Linked DNA regions of Homo sapiens: region 1 is linked to region 2. A link is a contact called in ENCODE Hi-C or POLR2A ChIA-PET data. All regions are on one chromosome and are shown on one strand. The core of a region is the stretch at or near the end of the contact, and the rest is flanking DNA. Distances in the headings are between cores, read along the strand shown. Region 1 holds the start of TMTC2 (transmembrane O-mannosyltransferase targeting cadherins 2). Region 2 holds the start of NAP1L1 (nucleosome assembly protein 1 like 1).

Region 1 (5,203 bases), core at 2,557-5,056, 6.6 Mb before region 2:
AGGGGAGGGAGGATGAAGCTGAAACCACATACCCTTTTTCATCAGATACTGTGAATTCTTCTCCTCCACTGTTTGTTTCATCACATCAGAGGCATATTCTTAAATTTAGCACAGAAACACTTGTAAAATATTAAATTTTACCATAGAGAAATTGATTGTGCTATAAGAAAGTTTCATGTTACCATTTAATTTCAACCAAGCTACATCAAACATGGAAAGAAATTATATATAGTTTATAAAGTAAACGATCACTATATTTAAAAGAAATGATAACCTTGAGAAGTACCACAGCAATAATGATTTAGTTAAGCAAGTCAGGAATAACAGCCATCTCCCTTGAGTGCTTCTCCCTTCACTTCTGGCACTGGCCTCTCCTTACAGAACTGGATTTCACAAAAGTTCCTGGAGGGCAGCAGAATCCACAGGTCTAGTTTAAGCAATGTTTTAAACATGAATCTTTGCATCTGAAATGTAGTAGCGGAAATAAACAAATTATCATCATCCTACAGTTTACACTTGGCTCCCCAGCTTTCCTCCCCCTTCACACACCAGTGAGTTACAGTAGTTAGATAGAAAATATATCAGAAAAGCCACAATTTATAGTGTAACTTCACAATGAATCACTTGAACAGGCTGTGCATACAACAAATAAGTTCAGTGCTCCTATTTATGTGTCTCATAATTTCTAGGATACATAAAAACAAAGTTTGCTGCTCTTAAGATTTCACATTCTAAGAATATGTGATGGCATATGTAGTTCTGCTAAGAAATCAGTGTAAAATACACTTTTCAAATTGTAGCAAAGTATAATTCACAGTTACAGGCCCTCAATATTTTATCAATATATACTATCTAGACATCATATTGAGCATGCTATCAATAAAATCATATGGGCAAATAATCATACTATATTCACCTATGTAGCTACAAGATAGAAGTCACGAATTTTAACACTCCATTAGACTATTGCATCTGAAAAACTTACAACTGCCAACCATCAAAGCACAACTAATTTATCATCACACTCACACCATTCTTCCAAGTTACAAGGTCCAGTCCTAACACTTCTGATGACTCAAGAGCACAGAACAATTATACCTATAGAAAAATGCATATCCAAATTTAACCTTAATTTTTAAAGAATGGCTTCTTCTGATGTGTATTTTCTTAAGGATTAGACAGCAATGAACAAGGGCATACAATAGGAATACTTGATTCACCACCGTGTTCTATAACAAGTTGCATTATTATAATAAGTTTCTTTTTTTAAATAAACTCTATATTCTTGGTTTAAATGCTTACTATTCAAACTGCCCCCAAGAGCCAGTAACTGCCCACACTGACCCAAGGTGGTTTTAGTGAAAAGTCACCCATCAAGTTGCATTATTATAGTAAGTTTCTTTTTTTAAATAAACTCTATATTCTTGGTTTAAATGCTTACTATTCAAACCGCCCCCAACAGAGCCAGTAACTGCCCACACTGACCCAAGCTGGTTTTAGTGAAAAGTCACCCATCTTTGGAAACAAGGGCTTTTTCCACGAATATGCTAGAAATAGCAGGTGCACCATTACACAAAATTGGAGAGAACAGAAATTTACCTCACTCCTACAGACCATTTCTCAGAGCATGCTGTGTAGTTGCTAAAATCAGTATGCTGCGTAAAAGTTAAGAAAAAATGTATGTCTAACAGTGGTTCCCTATCAACTAGCCTCTGGTAGGCACTACATAAAATGCATTAAGACGGGTTTGCTGGATGTTCTGGCACCTATTATCAGGTGATTTTTTAACAGAGATGTGAAGATGCTTTTAGCAGGAGAATGGGCACACCAGAGAATACAGAATGTGGCTAATTACGACGAGAAGAAGATTCTGCCTTCACCTCCCCTCACTGTCAACCACTTTGCGTAAGTGCTCTCACTGCCTCGCCCTAACCCTGGGGATCCATTCACTTTTCATAGCTCAGAGAGGCTGCTGAAAAGCTGTCAAAGTAAATCTGTGCTCACTTTTTGGATGGTTTAATTTCAATGGAGCATGAAACACCCCAGGACGGTTAATAAGTTTAGCCAGGCGTGCTGTTATCCCTAATATATTTTAATTATGCATCTGTTTTAATTGTAATCAGATTAAGACACCGGAAGGACACAAATTGGAATTTTCCCTAATGGATATAGGGGCTTTTCATCACTTTCTGAACACTAATAACGTTTAAAAGATAGGAAGAGACACCAACACAACGGTGACATTTTCCAGAAATCGATGCAGTTTCTTTGACAACACAGTTCAGGTCTCATTAGCCACCCAAACTAACCTAAGTGCAGAAGACAACTTCAGTCTCTAGGGGCGTCTTCTTCTCCAATTAGTACAAAAGAACCACTAACATCTAATGTACAACTCCCAAACAGAAATGAGAAAGCCGAGGCTTTTATAAAGTGCTGCCCAATGGATTGGTGAAGGAGGCTAGGGCGGCGGGAGAGACCATCAGCAGCATTATTTTGGCTCAAAGTAAAAGTCTATACACGTTAAAAGGGAAAGTTAAAGCAGAGAACGATCTCCCTTTTCACAATTTTGGCAACTATCAAACGTGTGTTTTAACTTCGGGAAATAAAAGTGTCCCATCAATAAAAGGAAACGGGACAGGGAGGATCTATCAGGGATCGAGGAGAGGCTTCCTCCCAACCAGACGTAAAATCACTTAATGTGCTTTGTTGCATCAAGGAATACCTAAGACTTTAATTTAATACGTTCATTAAACAGTTTCCCAAATTGCCGGGATTTCCGCTAAGAAACTCAAGCGTCTGCCAACAGCCGAGAAGCAAGGGAGAGAACCTGCTGCAAACTAGGAGCGGAAACTCCCTCGGCCCGCCCAGCGCGCCTCACGTCCCCGGTGTTTGATTTAGGTGTTAATGTTTACGTGTCGCCTAAACCATCAGGTGCTGAACCAGTTCCTCCAAGACGCACTTTGAGCCTTAAAGAGGGAAGCTTCAGAGCCACTGCGGAGTGTGCCCCCTGCAGCCCGTCGCCCCCTCCTCTCGGCCCCTTACCTGTCATCATAGCAGAAATCCGCACTCAGGGTGTTGAGATACAAGGCGAGCCCCAGAGCGCTGCTCACCAACTCTGCAATCATCTCTCCACCGCCTTCCCTCCGGCTCGGCTCCCAGCGCGAGGGCAGCAGCGGCAACAAAAAACAGAAGCATCAATCTCCACCTTCCGCCGCCTTCTCCTCCCAGCTTCACTTTTCCCTCGCTTCCCCACCCTCCCTCCCTCGGGTCCTTCCAATCCACGACTCCTCTCCTCCTCCTCGCGCCCGTCTCCGCAGCTCCTGCGTCCTCCCCGGGTGCGGGCTCACACCACACTCCCCATGCCCGGCGCCCGCAAGCGGTGAGCGGCGTTTGGGCTCCGCGTCCCCCGGCGGAAGCGCAGGGCTGGTCTTTCGCGCGGGTCGCGATCCCCACCCTAACCCATGGCAGTTTGGGGCGTCCTAGGTGAGGAGTGGGACTCGGAGGAGGTGGAAGGGTGCGGGATGGGGGCAGAGGGACCGGACCAAGCCGGGCTCTGGGACCAGCTGGAGGAAGAGAGAGAAAGAGGCGCGGGTGGGAGGGACAAGGCGAACCGCCTCCCCTCGCCGCCTCCCGGGCGCACTGCTCCGGTGTCGCTCGGGCGGACTCCGGCCGCCAAGGCAGCTGCTGCACATTCAATGTTTATTAGCTCCCTCCCAGCCCCAGCCCCAGCCCCAGCCCCAGCTCCCTTCTCCAGTGAAGTGAGAAGCGGTGGCTGGAGACTCCAGAAGCTCCCGCGTGGGGTTCTCGACGCGGCCCCCCGCGCCTGCGTGACCAACCCTCCATCCCGGCTTGGCCCAGCCCCTTTCTCCACCCAGATCCTCCCGGAAGGCTCCTCCTACCCTGCCCCTCGGGCTGGAGGCTCCTCCCACCCTCCCCGGCCTGGAGGCTCCTCCTACCAGCCTCCCGTCCTCTTGTTTCTTTCACCTTCGATTTCACTCTGGAAAGCCCCCGGGACCCAAGGGCGACGGCTGGAAGACAGCCCAAAGGAGTAGATACAGTGCACCCTGGGAGGGGAAGCTGGGAGAAAGGAGGTCGAGGAGGAGGTGGTCGGTCGCCCCGCTGCTGCCTGGCAGCGCCTGGCACGGCTGAATCTCAGCCACAGCGCTGTGTGTGCCAAGAGCTGCCAGGCGTAAGTCCGGTCAGCTGGAGAGACTTCTGAGACCGGGAGAGGAAGAACAGGTTTGGCGACTGCTGCAGCTTCGGTTGTCACAAACTCACTGGCGATCTCTCACGCACACTGTGTGTGAGACTAAATGGGGGGGAGGAGGTAGTATTGGAGAGCTTGGAGGCAACTTAGGAAGGAGAGATTTCAGCTCTTAGCCTACGGTTGGCCACAATGTCAGTGGAAAGACGTGTAGGGAGAGAAACGTTTCCTCCTTCAGTAAGGTTAAAAAGAAAGGACCCCAAAAAGGGAAAGAAAGACACACACACACCCCGCAGCAACTGCCCGGGGACCCCTTCGTGGTTTCAGAGGGACTGTCGGGTTGACCCTGAGAACACAGGAGAGAAACCTCTAGTGCAAGCCGGTACAGCATTATACTTAAACCTAGTAAGGCAGTAAGCTAATGCCCTTTCCTTTCCGCTCGGAGGCAGGACTGGATGGAAAGCATCCAACATGGTGAAATATGGTGTAGAATGGTCTGTGTAGAACAAGCTCTGGGTACTAAAGTTGCAAGACCAAAGAGGACCCAGGGCTGCCTGACACGCCTCCTCCCGGCTTGTTGGCTTTCTGGCCAGGAGAGTAGCTCCGGTGCACCGCGATGTACACTACTGCAGCGCCCCCTGCTGCATAGTAACCACAAGGTGTGGAAGACAGGTCTGTTTTGCATGCGGGCCGACTGGTTCCAACCAAGAGCAGCACCTAACCAGCAAGCTCTCCGAAACTGTGGCAAGAAATTGAGCCCCCTGGGTGTCTAGCAGTGGCCTGGAAAGAAAATACCGTGGTCTGGGCTTCTGTAGAACAAAGCTACATATTTCCCTGATTTCACAAGGAAATCTGAGAAATCTGTATTGGATACACACAGATAAAATGATGAATATTTATTAATATTATACCTGTTATGCCATCCACAGTAGCACATTTTTTGTGCCCTGGACAAATATATGTAAACAAAAATAAAAGGAATTATGTCTTTACAGGTAG
Region 2 (6,007 bases), core at 2,452-4,951:
GAAGACTTCGGGGTAGTTCCTTAAACCTTTAAATAAAACAAAAATAAAAACAAAACTTCAGTAAGAGGTTAAAAATGGTTACCTTTTATTGAGCGGTCACTATATATGTCAGGCATTATGTTAAGCAACTTAAATGTGTTATTTAAAGTTTCACAGCTGAGCCAGGCACAGTGGCTTACACCTGTAATCCTAGCACTTTGGGAGGCCGAGGCGGGTGGATTGTCTGAGCTCAAGAGTTTGAGACCAGCCTGGGCATTGTGCAACCCCATCTCTACTAAAATACAAAAAAATTAGTGGGATGTGGTGGCGCGCACCTGCAGTCTCAGCTACTTGGGAGGCTGAGGCACAAGAATTGTTTGAACATGGGAGGCAGAGGTTGCAGTAAGCCGAGATTGCGCCACTGCACCTCAGCCTGGGTGACAGAGTGAGACTCTGTCTCCAAAAGTTTCACAGCTGGGCAAGGTGGCTCATGCCTGTAATCCCAACACTTTGGGAGGCTGAAGTGGGAGGATCTCTTGAGTCCAGGAGTTCAAGACCAGCCTGGGTAATATACCAAGATCCCTCTTGACTTAAAAAAAAAAAAATTTTTTTAAGTTTCACAACAGCCCTATGAAAAATGCATGCTTATTTTCCCCATTTTACAGATGTGGAAAATGAAACCTGGGATGGCTAACTGACTTATCCAAAGTTACACAGCTATTAAGTGGTAGAAAAATGGGGACAAAATAGGCTGTTTGACTCCAAAGCCACCCCTCTAAGCCTCCAGGCTACAATGCTATAAAAGTCTACCAAATGAAAATCATGGGAGATAGAGAAAAAAGGACCTTTAATTTTAGTATATATGCTTCCAAAGAGAGCATGAGAAAAGGAACTGCAACAGAAAATTTCGCATGGCCCAAGATCAGTGACCAGGGTCACCATTTATTGCAATTAAGTTAGATGAGTTAACTACATTGTGTGATTTGGGGGTATAAGAGGGGCCAATGTAAAAAGCTCAAAGGTGGCCGGATGCAGAGGCTCACACCTGTAACCCCGGCACTTTGGGAGGCTGAGGCAGGCGGATCATTTGAGGTCAGGAGCTCGAGACCAGACTGACCAGCATGGTGAAACCCCATCTCTACTAAAAACACAAAAAAACTAGCTGGGCGTGGTTGCGCCTGCCTGTAGTCACAGCTAATCGGGAGGCTGAGGCAGGACAATTGCTTGAAACCGGGAGGCAGAAGTTGCAGTGAGCCGAGATCGCGCCACTGCACTCCAGCCTGGGCAACAGAGTGAGACTCCGTCGAAAAAAAAAAAAAAAAAAAGCTCAAAGGTATCTTCAGGTCAGTCACCTCCTACCCCTTTTCTCATTTTATTTTCTTTATAGCATTCACTTATCAATTATTTATTATTGATAAGTGAAATTGTTTTATTACTAATATTTTATTAGTAAAATTATTTTATCTCTAATCATTTGCCTCACCTCACTAGACCATAACTTCAATAAAATCAAGAACCGTGTCTTTCTTACTAAATGCTGTATTTCCAGAGTCCGAAGTTGTGCCTGACATAAATATTTGTTGAATGAATGCATAAATGTCTGCCCTTCCCTGAACTTTAATGGCAAAGACTTAGATTTACAAACTGGTTCAAAAGACTATATTACAAAGGCATGCATTATTAGAAATATTTTATTGTTTAGTTTCTTAGATTGGCTAGGATACACTGAAAAAAGAAGAGGAAGCTGGAGAAAAGGGGGAAAGAGCATATGTACTGGTAATGATAACACCTAAGTTATAGGGGTTGGTGGGGGGGTGGTGAAACCTAAAAAATCCAGAGCCTTCATGAGCGAAGTGCCGAAAATTGATGAGGCTCTCTGGTGTGGGATAAAAACCACCACAAAAGCTAACTTCTCAATTTTGTCTCAGAAATTCTGCTACCATAAAGATTTATGGAAAGAAAGTGAAAGTTATTTAGTTCATTTTAATATGCTAATTACCTTGCATCGTGCACAGCTTTGATTAAAATGCAACATTCCTGAAGTTCTTATTGAAATTAATGTGTCAAATTTATGTTCAAACTGAGCACTGGTCTACCTTGTTTATGTATAGTGGGTTCTTCCTGAAGATCCATTATTGATGCTATTATGCTCCTTGTATCATTACATCATTGTTGAGAAGGGTGTACAGGAATAGGCTATGAGAACAACAAAGGAATTGTATATGAAAAACTAAAATGAATGAATAAACAGAGTCGTCTGCAGTATAGAGTGGGAAGGCAAATAATTTCAATGAGGTTCTGGAGGGCCAAGGAAAACATTGTATCCCCTAAAACGGAAGATAAAGTTGCTAAATGTGTGGATTACAATAGGGGATTCTAGGCAGTTTGAAGTTTCAATAAATGCAAGATTTAGAGAAGAGGTTCTCAAACTTTGTGGTCTTAGGATTCCTTTACACTCCTTTAAAAGTTGAGGACCCCAAAGAACTTTTATGTGCATTACTGATACTGATATTTATATCAGAAATTAAAAGTGAGAAATTTTAAGAGTATTTCATTTAAAAACAATAAAGCAATCAAATATTAACAAAAAATAATTTTTATATGAAAAATAACTACTCCCCCTTGCCCCCAAATCGAGTTTTTGCAAATCTCTTTAACGTCTGGTTTAACCGCAGATGACTGGATTCTCCTATCTGCTTCTATTTTCAGTCTGTTTCCTTATCACATGTCACGTAGCCTCCGGAAAACCCCACTGTACACTTGTGAGAGAATGAGAATGCAAAAGGCAGTCTTGACATTAATATGGAAATAGTTTTGACCTTCCCCATGAAAGGGTCTGGGGACCCTCAGACCATACTCTGAGAACAACTTTTTGAGTTAGTATTAGTCAATTCATCATCACTTGAAAATTAGCTATGAGGTTTTACAAGCCTGAGGATTTAATGTGATTTACTTTTTCAGAAAGATGAAACAACGGACGTACTGAGTGTCCTCATTATAACGCATCCAGAGAATGCACAAATATGCCATTTTCATCCGTCAAAAGAACTGAAGCCGAACTGACGGACTGTACATCAGTTACGAGGATGTGGCGGGGGGTTGGGGGGCAAAGGATGACGAGCACCCCCTAAAGGCGCGGAGACCCGCTGGCATAGGAGAAGCAAAACTGTCAGAAGAGGCCGCCGAAGTGGTCTAGAGGAAAAAACTGTTTTTCTTAGGCGGGGAAGGAAAACGGTTACCGGGGGCCGGCGAGTTGCAGGAATTAGGCCTTGACAGGGAGCGTCCGCCGTCTAGGCTGCGGCGAGCGAGGGACCAGGCGACTGGCGCCAGCCCTGAGCGTTCCCAGCACAACGCCGAAGGGGGCGGGGCGGGCCGGGCGCCGGGCACGCGGGCCAGGCCTTCCCCACAACTGATGGGGTTGAAATTTCCTTTCCGGCTCAGCAGGGAGAAAAGATATGGTGGGGTGCTTAACAGAGGAGGTTAGACACCGGCGGGAACCAGAGGAGCCCAAGCGCGGCGCCTGGGCCTCGGGGCTGCAGGAGTCCTCGGTGGGGGTATGGAGGTCGCCGGGGAAGGAGGACGGTTCAGTTGCTAGGCAACCCGGCCTGGACCCGCCTCTCGCTCGCGTTGCTGGGAGACTACAAGGCCGGGAGGAGGGCGGCGAAAGGGCCCTACGTGCTGACGCTAATTGTATATGAGCGCGAGCGGCGGGCTCTTGGGTCTTTTTTAGCGCCATCTGCTCGCGGCGCCGCCTCCTGCTCCTCCCGCTGCTGCTGCCGCTGCCGCCCTGAGTCACTGCCTGCGCAGCTCCGGCCGCCTGGCTCCCCATACTAGTCGCCGGTAACGGATGGGGGCCTGGAAGGGAAGGGGGAACGTGGTGTTGGCTGGGCGGCCTGCGCAGATGGGAGGGCCGGAGGGATGGAGGGACTGGGAGCCGGGAGTCGGGGCCGCTGGCCGCCCGTGGCCTCCGGGGTCGTCCTGTGAGGTCGGACAGGACCGCGGAGTCCGGACCCCGGAGCCTGAGAGGGGCCCCGGGGCCGACCAGCGCTTTTATCGGGGACGGCTGAGGCGACGTAGGGGTTGGCGCGGCCTGGAGGCCTAAGGTTCTCTGAGCTCCACCGTCTTTTCCGCGTGGACCGGAGCGAGGCCGCGGTGACGCCCGGGTGCCCTGAGACTCGGCTGCGCCGCGAGGACCGGGAGGCCCCCGGCGTACGGGCCGGGCCGAGTGCAGAGCCGGCCGCCTCTTGGACACCCCCCTGCTTTTCCCTCAAAAATAATACCAGGAGGGAGGCCGCTGGGAGATGAAAAGAACGGCGGAGGCTGCGAATTCCGACGGGAGGGAGGGGCTGTGGAGGGACGAGTCCCCGAGGCGGGGAGGGGGCGGGGGAGGCTGCGACGCTCCCGGGCTCTCCGCCCATTGGGGGCGGCCGCGCGGGGAGGGGAAACCCCCGGCGGCTTCGCTCCACACGTGGTAATGGGCTTCATGGCCACTGGCTGGGCCTGGTTGGAGACCCTTGCCCTCGGTCTGTGCTTACTTTGAAAGTTGTAGAGACGGTGGAATGTGAAAAGGAAGGGTAAGCGAGTAAGCCCTGTCCCTGGGTTTCAAACTCTTCCCTGCTTCTCTTTGGTCTTAATCTTTTTATTGGTACCAGAGATTGTGGATGTTAGCTGATGATAAGGAAGGGCCTCCACTGCTAGTATTTTAAAAAGTTAACGCGTATATAGCGCTTATATTAACTGTTATTAGCAAAAGGTTGTTATTGTGTTTCCCAGGTACTGTTAGATGGGTGTCTTGATCAGGGTTTTTTATTTGGGGAGTATTGATCCTGATCGATCTAAACCCCTAAACCAAGCTTGTCCAACCCGCGGCCCAGGACGGCTTTAAATGTGGCCCAACACAAATTCATGAGGTTTTTTTTTTTTTTTTTTTTTTGGAAAAAAAAGCTCATCAGCTAGTTAATGTATTTTACGTGTGGCCCAAGACAGTTCTAGTGTGGCCCAGGGAAGCCAAAAGATCGGACCACCCCTGCAAACGGTTCTTAGATGAAAATAAAATGTTTGGCCCTTTATGACTTTAATTGTTCTTGGCTGTCTTATAAATTAGTTCCTTTATTGAAGTCACTAGAATAAGATACTTAACGGTTTCCTTTTTAAGATGGGAGGTGGGATGGAATGAGGTGTTAGTATAAACTTTGCCAAGTTTGTAGCCTGCAACCTTGTCAATGAACCCTACTGCCCTAAAGATCTGGGGGATGGCAGTGTAGGGGGGCTGGGACTGAGGTCCCATCTGGGAAGGCTAGACTTTGAGAGTGCAAAAAGGATGAACCAGGCGCAGGATGTCCTCAAGGAGCCCGTATTTTAGACGGTCACTGATCAGTTTTGAAACAACTACATTTTAAAAATCTCACTGCTACATTTGAAGATATCCCACTGCTGCATTTTAAAATTTACACTGCTTGCCTGGTTTCACAAGAGCTGTAAAATGAAATTTGGCCTTTTGAAAATAGGTGGATTCAAAACATCTTTGGAAACGAGTATCTGGGTCCTCTTTTTTTGGTCAGCTTAAATTAATACTCCTATACTTTGGAAGTAATATACATTACCTTTGATTGAATAAGGGAAAAACCTTTTATGTATAGGGTACCATTTAAAAATCGAAGGGAAGTAAATGACTTTTACAGTTATTTTCAAGGCACTCTTGTGTTTCAAGCTTGTTTGAAGTTGCCCAAGTTTAAATAAATGGCCTAAATCTATAGTTTAGTTCTAAGAATACTGTCCTTTGGAGAATGTATGGAACTAAACCCTGGTAGGTGGACTTGGACATCTTCTGTCATAAAACCTGACTTTCATAGATTCTCCAAGTCAACATTATGTTAGTAAATAGAAATTTAAAAGTTTTCACTATACCAATTTGAATATCTTTCTAAATTTTATCTGCTACAAAGTGCCTATTTTTATATTAGGCCCATTGATTTGCAGAATTATAAAGCTAATACTGAATATGGTAAATTACTGCACTTGGCCTTTA

What was found. A loop is a pair of places that touch in the nucleus more often than their neighbours do. ChIA-PET counts read pairs that join two places held with the same protein, here RNA polymerase II (POLR2A). Pooled maps may share reads with other maps.
Region 1: a map of naive thymus-derived CD4-positive, alpha-beta T cell shows a loop between it and region 2 (14-fold over the local background). The contact joins the promoter of TMTC2 here to the promoter of NAP1L1 in region 2. A Hi-C loop is called at or near these places in 1 of 168 maps with a recorded cell type or tissue (naive thymus-derived CD4-positive, alpha-beta T cell) and 4 of 50 pooled maps. POLR2A ChIA-PET finds 5 or more read pairs at or near these places in 1 of 52 experiments (T-cell).

Annotation. Positions count from the first base shown.
Region 1 is chr12:82,685,509-82,690,711 of GRCh38, reverse strand. It overlaps TMTC2 (transmembrane O-mannosyltransferase targeting cadherins 2), which reads right to left and starts at 3,806. Exons shown (of 12, transcript NM_152588.3): 1 at 3,043-3,806. The coding sequence starts at 3,125. RefSeq lists silencers at 2,786-2,845, 3,206-3,255, 3,826-3,925, 4,776-4,855 and enhancers at 3,966-4,175, 4,196-4,345.
Region 2 is chr12:76,082,379-76,088,385 of GRCh38, reverse strand. It overlaps NAP1L1 (nucleosome assembly protein 1 like 1), which reads left to right and starts at 3,701. Exons shown (of 15, transcript NM_004537.7): 1 at 3,701-3,819. It overlaps LOC124902970 (a long non-coding RNA gene), which reads right to left and starts at 3,301. Exons shown (of 2, transcript XR_007063379.1): 1 at 3,219-3,301; 2 at 1,653-2,175. RefSeq lists silencers at 3,267-3,426, 3,867-3,946, 4,087-4,136, 4,207-4,266, 4,317-4,386 and an enhancer at 3,430-3,971.